Regions from separate parts of the Homo sapiens genome. Here region 1 is linked to region 2. The links are chromatin contacts, found by Hi-C or POLR2A ChIA-PET in ENCODE. All regions are on one chromosome and are shown on one strand. Each heading gives the region's core, a stretch centred on a gene start or an enhancer-like site at or near the end of the contact. The rest is flanking DNA. Distances are from core to core; before and after follow the strand shown.

Region 1 (5,264 bases), core at 2,620-5,119, 190 kb before region 2:
GGATACAACAGTTTCTATCTTACTTTATGAGGCTGACATTTTTCTGATATCAAAATCAGTCAAAGAAAGTAGAAGAAAACAAACAAACAAACTATAGGCCAGTATCCCTCATTTGAACAAAGAAGTAAAACTTTCGAAAAAAATTAGCAAATTGAATTTAGCAACATATATAAAATACATACATATATATGTATACAACATACATTATCTATGTATGTATACAAGTAAAATAATATATCATAATCAAGCAGGTTTTATTCTGGGAATGAAAGCCAAGTTCAACATTTGAAAATCAGTCTATGCAAGTCTCCATATTAACAGACTAATACAAGATAAACTGTATGATCATATCAATGGATGCAGAAAAAACTAAAATTTAAAATCTGTTCATAATAAATACTCTTAGCTAAATAGGAATAAAAGGGAATTTCCTCAGCCTCAAACTTATAAAGGACATCTACCCAGAACCTACAGCTTAATATCATACATGGTGAAAGACTGAATGCTTTTCTTCTAAGACTGAGAATGAGGCAAAGATGTTCACTTTCCCAAATCCTATATAACATAGTACTGGAAGTTGCAGGAAGTCAAGAAAAAGAAATAAAAGGCATATGGATTGGAAAGGAAGAGATAAATCTACCTAATTTGCGTATAATGATTGTCTATGTAGAAAATCCCAACGCATATTCAAAAAATCCTAGAACTTACGAGTTTTTTAAGGTTACAGGATGTAAGATCAGCATAGGAAAATCAATCCTATTTCTTTATACTAGCAATGAACAATCAGAAACAGAAAGTTAAAAAATAGTACCAATTATAATACCTTCCTGCCAAAAAAATGCTTAGTTATAAATCTAATAAGGTATGTTCAGTATCTATATGTAGATAAAGGAATTGAAGAAGACCTCAATAAATACAGAGATATATAATATATTCAAGGATGGGAAGACTCAACATAGTTAAGATGTTTTCCCTAATTAGTTTTAATTAGTTTCCTAAGTCAATTTTCCCTAAATTAATGTACACTATTTAGTGTAATCCCCATCAAAATCCCAGCAGGATTGGGTAGATATTGACAAGATGATTTTAAAATTTACGTGGGAAGCAAAGAATTAAAATAGCCAAAACAATTTTGGAAAAGAACAATAAAAATGGAGGAGTCAGACTACTCAGTTTGAAGACTTATTATCAAGGCAGTGTGATATTGGCAAAAGAAGAGCCATAGATCAATAGAACAAAATAGTCCAATAATAGATCCATATAAATATGGTCAATGATTTTCCACAAAAACGCAAAGGCACTTCAATGGCAAAAGGAGTCTTCTCAGCAAGTAGACATCTACATGCAAAAAAAAGGACCTTGACTTATATTTCAAACCATGTTCAAAAATTGGTGAATCACATTCTTAAATGGAAAATTTCAAACCATAAAAATCCAAGAAGTAACCATAGAAGGAAGGCTTTGTGACTTGGGCTGGGCATTGAGTTAGATACAACAGTAGAAACATAATCCATAAAAGAAAAAAGTTGATAAATTGGATTTCACTGAAGCTTAAAACTTTTGCTCTGCTGAAGAGACTGTTAAGAGGAAGAGGAGGACAAGAAGCAGTAAGAGAAAATATTTGCAAATCATGTATCTAACAGAGAACAAATTTCAAGAATATGTAGCTTTCAAAAGTCAACATTAAGAAAACCAACAACAATAAAAAAAATGGGGAACAGATCTGAACAGATACTCCACCAAGGAATATATACAGGTAGCAAATAAACACATGAAAAGATGCTCAACTTTATTAGTCATTAGGAAAATGCAGATTAAAATCATTATGAGATGCCATGATGTACCTGTTAGAATGACTAAAATCAATGACAATAATAACAAAATTGACCATATTAAATGTTGGCACGAATGTGTAGAAACTGGAACTCTCATGCGTTGTTGGTTTGCTAAATGTAATAGTCACTCAGGAAAAAAGGTTGGCAGTTTGTTTTATGGTTAAAGATACACTTCATCATATGACCTAGCAATCCAGTCTTAAACATTTATCTAGAAATGATAAATGTACATTCACGCAAAACATGTACATATATGTTTGTAGCAGCATCATTCATAATCATCACAAACTGGAAATCACCTACATGTCTTTCATTGGGTAGATGGATATACAAACTATGGTACATCTGTACAATGGAATATACTAGTAGGCTATAAAAAAGGAGCAAGCTATTGATACATGCAGCAATTTGAGTCTCAAATGCCTTATGCTAAGTGAAAGAAGAAGCTGGTCTCAAAAGGTTACATACTGCATGATTCCATTTATATGGCATTCTGGAAAAATGCAAAACTGAAGGGGCCAAGAGCAGGTCAGAGGTTTCCAGGAATAAGGAATGGTCGGAATATTTAAATACACAGGGATAGCATGAAGACATATTGGAGAGTGATAGAATTGTTCTGTATCCTAATTTTGGTGATGTTTACACAAATCTCTGCATGTTATACAACTCTTATAGGTGTACAGAAAAAGATGAATTTTACTGTGTATAAAGTTAAAAAATAGTTTATAATTTTTATGTCACCTTTTTTCTTTTTACTGTTTGAATGTGGCTACTGGTAAGTTTAAAATTATGTATGTGGCTTGCATTATTATTTCTATTACATAGCACTGCTTCAGATATTAGAAGTGCAAAGAAGGATTAGGTGTGGTCCGAAGTCTAGGAGAGGGATATGGCAGAAGGAAGTCTTCTAAGAAGAGGAGGCAAATTTAAATGACCTAAGTTTAGCCTCTGCCCCCTACTTCCATCCTTTGTTCTACAGATTTTGTTTGAGAGCCTAATTCATGTAAATATGCCAACTCTCAGATGTAGTAATTCCTTAGAGTCTTTTTCCTTGATATTGGAAATTAAACTCTACCACTCAAGATGAAAAGAATGCTGTGCAATGGAATAATTAGTGGCATCCTTGCATTTGTAGGCACAACAGCCTACATTGCTGAGGCAGTTGACAAGTTCCTTGACAAACTTGTGATGAATGTTTAAGTTCATATTATTATTGGTTAGACATTATTGTTTAAATTATTGCACCCAAGATTGTTTATTGTTTATAAATTGTCATAAAGGGAGGTTTCCAGAAGGATGCCTAGCCAGTATGTTTATAATTTGAAGTTAGGAGTGCCAACCCAAAATTGGAGTAGAATCTAAGAATATCATGATGGACTTTAAATAGGTAAATCTAGCGATACTGAAATATAATACAGATAAATTTAAAATTTCAAAATGGATTCTAAAATTTAGTTGTCCCAGTTAAGAAGAGGGATATGTAGCTTAGCAGTGGTAAATACATAAAAATGTTAGGGCTTTTAGTTAATAAGAAGCATAATAGGAGTCACTACTGATGAGGCTGCCAAAAAAGCTATTTTAACTTACAATGCCATTTATCAATAGAAGTTTAATACATAAATTAAGGCATGGATTTTTGTATTTGTTTCTGTGCTCTTTAGAACACACCTAGAATCTTATCTTGAGATCTGGGTGTTATCCTCTAAGAGAGCTATAGACAAACTGGTACATATTCAGAGAGGAGAGAGCCAAATGATGAAGGAAATTGAAACAAGTCAGATGAGGAATAGTGAAGGAGACTGGGATAGTAAGCCTGTCTAAGAGGTGACTCCTAGTGGGGTTGAAAGATAGGTCACGAGAACTGCCTTCAAATAATTGAAGGGCTGTGATATTACAGATAAATTAAACTTGTCCCATAAAGTTCTCAGAACCAGCAAATGGAATTTTCAGAGAGATATTAAATTTCAGTGTAAGGACACACTAAGGGTTAGAGCTAACTCTTGGAAATGAGTCACCTCTTCAAAGTTTTTCGTAAAGCTCTGAAATGGTTTGGATATGTGTCACCTCCAAATATCATGTTGAAATGTGACCTCCAGTGTTGGAGGTGAGCCTAGTGGGAAGTGTTTGGGTCATGGGGGTGGATCCCTCATGAATGGTGTGGTGCTGTCCTTGTGATAATGAAAGAGTTCTTGCTCTGACTTCATGTGAGATCTGGTTGTTTAAAAGAGCGTGGCACCTCCTCTTGCTCTCACTGCCACTCTCATCTTGTGATGTGCCTGCTCTCCCTTCACCTCCTGCCATGATTGTAAGCTTGCTGAGGTCTTTGCCAGAAGCAGATGCTGGCACCATGCTTCCTGTACAGCCTGCAGAACTGTGAGCCAATTAAACCTCTTTTTATAAATTATCCAGTCCTCGGTTAGTTCTTTATAGTGATGCAAAAATGGACGGACACAAACTCTATTGCTTGAACTTACTTTTTGTTGAGACTATCTCCTTCAAACTGGCGTTTCCACAAAGTTCTTGTCTGACTCTCACTTCCATACTTGGAGTTTCAGTCAGTAATCATTTAATGCAGCAACTGATAAGAATAATCTATCATTGGCAGAAAACCAGTCATTTACCTTTTTCTTTTTTTCTTTTTCAAGTTTCATTTTAGGTTCTGGGGTTACATGTGCAGGTTTGTTACGTGGGTAAATTGCATATCACTGGGGTTTGGTGTACAAAAGATTTAGTCACCTAGATAGTGAGCAAAGTACCCGATTGGTAGGTTTTTGACCATCACCCTCCTCTCACCCTCCACCCTCAAGTAGGCCCCAGTGTCTATTATTCCCCTCTTTGTGTCCATGTATACTCCAATGTTTAGCTTCCACTTACAAGTGAGAACATGTGGTATTTGGCTTTCTGTTCCTGGTTAGTTTGGTAGGATAATAGCCTCCAGCTACATCCATATTGCTGCAAAGGACATGATCTCATTCTTTTTTATGGCTGTGTAGTATTCCATGGTGTATATGTACCACATTTTCTTTTTTTCTTTTTTTTTTTTTGAGATGGAGTCTTACTCTGTTGCCCAGGCTGGAGTGCAGCGGCACAATCTCGGCTCACTGCAACCTCCACCCCCTGGATTCAAGCAATTCTCCTGCCTTAGCCTCCCAAGTAGCTGAGACTACAGGCATGCGCCACCATGCCCAGCCAATTTTTGTATTTTTTTGTTTAGTAGAGACGTGGTTTCGCCATGTTAACCAGGCTGGTCTCGAACTCCTCACCTCAGGTGATCCATCTGCCTCAGCCTCACAAAGTGCTGAGATTACAGGTGTGAGCCACTGCGCCTGGCCTATGTACATTTTCTTTATCAGATTCACTCTTGATGGGCATCTAGGATGATTCCAAGTCTTTGCTATTGTGAATAGTGCTGCAATGAACATATGAGTA
Region 2 (4,970 bases), core at 363-2,862:
GGGGCTTCTCCAACAGCAATTATAGCCACAAGTGGAGAAAAGCTATACATGTTCTCATAAAATATCATCGAGATTTGTGTCATAGGCCTCTAGTGACAAAGACATGTTTAACTGCTAGATGTCAGTTTTTTTCCCCCTTTCAGATAAAATTAAACTGTGGAGTTACCATTTAATCCACAAGTGTAAGAATAAATTGGTTTTTTAGTCCCAATTCTGTAGAAAATCAAAACTAGTACCAAATATTTTTATTTATAAACATTTTTATTGTGGGTGTAGGCATATCTGTGTGTAGACAGATAGAATGAGGTGCCCCCCGAAAAAAGACGGTGGTGTCATCTTTTGTGGCCAGCCTAGTGAAATCCTCACTCTCCTCAGATGCCTCCCAGCCGGCAGCCACCCTGCTTCCCCCATGACCTTCTTCTGAGTGTGAAGCTCTGGGTGCCAGCGCTTCTTCCAGCCAAGTCAGCAGGTGGGCCAGGATCAGCTTGAGAATTAGTTTTCTTAACAGCCCCAACTGGCCACTCTCAGAATAATTCTGTTAAATGTGACCTCTTGTGTTATGTGGAGTAAGTCAGTAGCTGGCTATCAGGGAGACTTTAGAGACCCAGAGAGCTTTATGCCTAAGGGGAGAAAAAGAACATTTTTCTTGTCTTGAGGCAGGTCACAGAAAATGTACACATGGTGCTGGGGACAAAGGTCTAGGAGAAAAGCAAAAGGCAGTCACCCCTGCCAGATATCTAATAGAATGCCAGAGTTAGACATGAATGCCATAAGAATAATGAAAAACTGAGAGCCATGGGCCTTAGGAAGAGAAAATGGAGTAAATCGGATGATAGAGCAAGAGAAGTTGTGAACCCAGCCAGAAAGAAAGGTAAGGGTGAGGCAATCTGTCCCCATCTTAACACAATGTACTCCTAAGGGTGAGACTTGTGTAAGATCGGCTGGGCTGATGGAGCTGGGTCAGAGGCCTCAGAATTGGACTCACGTGGCCCAAGGCTCTAAGGTAATGTGATCTATCGTCATGGAGATGAGAATTGAGGCCATCCACCCCTTGTGGGTGTTTTCCTCAGGGCACTGCCCATTGCACATTGCTAGATCATTTCCATCTGGCTTCATCTCTAGGCCCACTGCTATGCACCTCTTAGAAACTATCAGGTGGTACTGAAAACTGAAGATGAATTTTCTCATGGAGTTCTCTTCTTAGAAACTCCTAGACTCAGTGACTGATTGCAAAAGGCACATCTGGCACAAGAAAACAGACTCCTACAACTTGTTGCACTTAACATCTTGATACCAAGGATCATAGGGATGGAAAGACAGTGCTAATCCCCATAAACGTGTGGTGTCTGGTCACTTCTGTGCATTCCGTGCAGTCAATAAAATACAGTGTTGATGGAACCCAGTGCAGGTGGAGTAGAGCAGTTCCACATGTGCAATTGGTATTTGCTCTTCTTCCCTTCAGTGTGTTTTTTGTTGTGTCAAACACAACCGAATGAGAGTTGCCCCTACACCCCCACGTGGAGTTAGAGGAGTGCGTCCTGGCCTGGAATAGGTCTCTCTTTCTGGGCCACTCTGTGGGCTGTCTGAGCAGTGGAAGCATAAATATAAACCTCGGGCACATAAGGACACACACAGGCCGCAGAGCCTGTCAAGGGCTCTGTCATGTTCCGAGTGAACAGATGTTTATCCCACAACATTTTTTTTTTCCTTCTTGGAGTTTGTCCAATGCATTAAAAAAAAAACTAAACTGTTTACACTAATTATTCCCTTTTGCTGCCTTTGCTTGTTTTGTTTTGCTCTTTTCTTTTTCCCATACATTAAGAGCTATTCGTGTGAGGAAATTCTGCCCAGCTGCTTTCTGGAACAGATACTTCCATAGCTTAAACCAGGAACCCTTTGTTCTTGGATCTGAGTGGAGCTCAGATTGCCTTGTCACATGTATCTTGGCGCTTCTTCCCTGAAGTTTATAGGCTTTTAAAAATCCATTTCCTTTTTACCCCAAAGATAATCAGCTTCCATAACTTTTCTTAAAGTAAATAACTCCAGATCCCTTCATGGTTTCAGATTTTCCCGTATGCTTCAGTCAGGATTTTATTCAGCAATCATTTATTAAGTACATTCTTAAGTTTGGTGAGTACCATACCACTGTACTAGGTATCAAAAGAGAAACCCTTTCCCCTTTTATTGGTTTGTTCATGTTTTCACTTATTTTTTCATTTCCTTCATTCAAGAAATATTTGTTTAGCTCCTACTGTGTCCCAGGTACGGTTCTGGGTGCAGAGGAATCAGTGATAAGCAAAAACAGACATCGTCTTTGCCTTCAAGGAATTGCCAGTGTACTGCGGGAGAAAGACGTAAAGAATTAATTGCAATTCAGGGTGATACATACTATAATAGTAGGGTGTTCAAGTTTCTTTGAGGAATGTGAAGGGTGTAATTGGCTCTGCCTCAGGCATCAAAAATAACTTTACAGATTACTGGACATGTGAGAGGATTCTACAGAGAGAGGACAGCACATACAGAGGTGAGGAGGTATAAAGTATGGTTGGTTCGGGGAGCTTGATATCTGAATGCAAAAACAGCAGATGCAAGAGGTGAAGCTGGAAAACTAAGTTGGGTAGCCAAGTTGTTAAGGTCATTTTGCATGCCAAGTTTAAAAATCTGGAGTATGTCTTAGAGAAAATGGTGGGGGAAGGGGCACTGAAGCTTTTTTTTTTTTTCCTTGCTTTTTTTTTTTTTTTTTTTTTTTGAGACAGAGCCTTGCTCTGTCACCCAGGCTGGAGTGCAGTGGTATGATATTGTGTCACTGCAACCTCCGCTTCCTGGGTTCAAGGGATTCTCCTGCCTCAGCCTCCTGAGTAGCTGGGATTACAGGCATGTGCCACCACACCCAGTTAATTTTTGTATCTTTAGTAGAGATGGGGTTTCACCATGTTGGCCAGGATGGTCTTGAACTCCTGGCCTCAAAGTGATCCACCCACCTCAGCCTCCCATAATGCTGTGATTACAGGCATGAGCCGCTGTGCCCGGCTACACTGAAGGCTTTTAAGCAGAGAAAATGCTTTGGAAGTAAATTGTGTTTGCTCAAAATTCATATGTTGAAGCCTTAACCCCCTAGTACCTCAGAATATAACTGTTTTTGGAGATAAGGCCTTTAAGAGGTAATTAGATTAGAATGAGGTCATCAGAATGGGCCCTAACCCAATATGACCAATGTCCTTATAATAAGAGGAAATTAGGACACACATACACACAGAGGGAAGACGCAGGGAGAAGACAACCATCTACAAACCAAGCAGGCCTCAAGAGAATCCAGCCCTGCTGACTCCTTAGACTTCCAGCCTCTACAGTTGTGAGAAAAATCAATTTCTGTGTTGAGGCCACCCAGTCTGTAGTACTTTGTTATGGCAGCCCTAGGAGGTGAATACACCAAGGTTTAAGTTTTGTAAAGATAACTAGAGTCCATGGAGGATGCTGGCTTGGAGAGAAGAGTAACTTGAAGTAGGAGATGCTGCAGTAGGAGAGTAGGAGCTGCAGAGGTCTAGGTCATGATAATAAGGTTGAGTGACCAAAAACTACTCTAGCGAGTTATCCTATCAACCAAAATAGTGAATACCACAGGAAGGACACATTTTGGGGGAGTAGGGGGAGGGGTGGATGCCAAACTAGTAAATCTGGATTTGGACCGCTTCACTTTGGTGTGTGCCCTGGATGGCTGCATCAAAATGAACTTTCTTACCTTCTGGCCTTTGATTGGGTTCAGCAACTAGAGATTTGAGGGTGGAAGGAGAGTAAGGAGGGATATGTCTCTTACCCCTGACGTCCTCCCTTCTTTGCACTGGCGTGACTGTGTTTGAGTCTTCTACCTATGGCCACAACTCCACTGGGAGCCCCGCTCATGACATTACAGTTATCTTTGGTTTGATCCCAGTGATAAGTAATGCCTTTCCTTTGTTGCCAGCCCTAGGGTGCTTCTCTATCTCTTTTTGATTTCTCTTACGCTGTTTACAACCTCATAACGAATGCCTTCATCAGACTTGCTTCCATCTCCCCTTTCAGTGTGCCATCTATTTCATGCCATGACCCTGATGAGTTTTAAATGCCTACTGGACACCCAGGGGGAGATATCCAAGAGACAGTTAGAAATTTAGGATTAGGGACTTGGAAATAGATTGAGACTGGATATAGCTTTAGTGTTAACATGCTGGTGGGTGTGGAAACCATGAGTTGCCGATAATATAGTGTGAAAAGAGAAAAAGGTTCTTGATTGGAATGCTGGAGAAGATAAACTTTTCAGGAATTGACAGTTTTCTGCAGCTAATAGAATCTCACTTATGCATATGTTCTTCATTCTGATTGTGTGACTAATTCCATATGAATCATTCAGACTGAATACTTGCACCGTCACTAGTTATATAGATAGGTACTGAAGTTTGCCTTTGTCTTCAAGAAGGGACTTGGTGACCAATGAATAGTGAAACAATTTCAGAGAAAATATGTAAGTAGCATAATCAAGGAAAACATTTTTAAGCATCCTTAAGGATTTCATAAATGTATTTATTTCTAAATCTTTATTAATAACGGGTTATTTTTAAATGATGCCGTTTGCGCTGGGAGCAGTGGCTCATGCCTGTAATCCCAGCACTTTGGGAGGCCAAGGTGGGAGGATCAGCTGAGGTCAGGAGTTCCAGACCAGCCTGGCCAACATGGTGAAACCCCGTCTCTACCAAAAATACAAAAATTAGCCAGACATTGTGGCGGGTGCCTGTAATTCCAGCTACTAGGGAGTCTGAGGCAGGAGAATCGCTTGAACCCGGGAGGCAGAAGTTGCAGTGAGCCGAGATCACGCCACTACACTCCAGCCTGGGCGACAGAGCGAGACTCCATCTCAAAAAAATAAATAAATAAATAAATAAATAAATAAATAAATAAATAACGCAGTTTGCTAAGTCTGTTTGGTAGGCAACACT

The links. Hi-C counts contacts between places; a loop is a spot of excess contacts on that map. ChIA-PET counts read pairs that join two places held with the same protein, here RNA polymerase II (POLR2A). Pooled maps may share reads with other maps.
Region 1: a loop to region 2 is called in a pooled map of gastrocnemius medialis, with 2.1 times the contacts of the local background. The contact joins two enhancer-like sites. A Hi-C loop is called at or near these places in 1 of 168 maps with a recorded cell type or tissue (mesothelial cell of epicardium) and 2 of 50 pooled maps. POLR2A ChIA-PET finds 5 or more read pairs at or near these places in 3 of 52 experiments (Panc1 and activated T-cell).

Annotation. Positions count from the first base shown.
Region 1 is chr2:27,974,167-27,979,430 of GRCh38, forward strand. The region is part of intron 3 of BABAM2 (BRISC and BRCA1 A complex member 2); the gene reads left to right. Among named protein-coding and RNA genes, the nearest start is that of MIR4263, 20 kb to the right of the region's middle. Within about 2 kb of position 3,870, at least 7 of the 41 ENCODE cell types and tissues checked have a DNase peak (open chromatin) inside an H3K27ac peak, as active enhancers do.
Region 2 is chr2:28,162,804-28,167,773 of GRCh38, forward strand. All of the region lies in intron 7 of BABAM2 (BRISC and BRCA1 A complex member 2), which reads left to right. The region is part of intron 1 of LOC100505736 (a long non-coding RNA gene); the gene reads right to left. Among named protein-coding and RNA genes, the nearest start is that of BABAM2-AS2, 150 kb to the right of the region's middle. Within about 2 kb of position 1,613, at least 10 of the 41 ENCODE cell types and tissues checked have a DNase peak (open chromatin) inside an H3K27ac peak, as active enhancers do.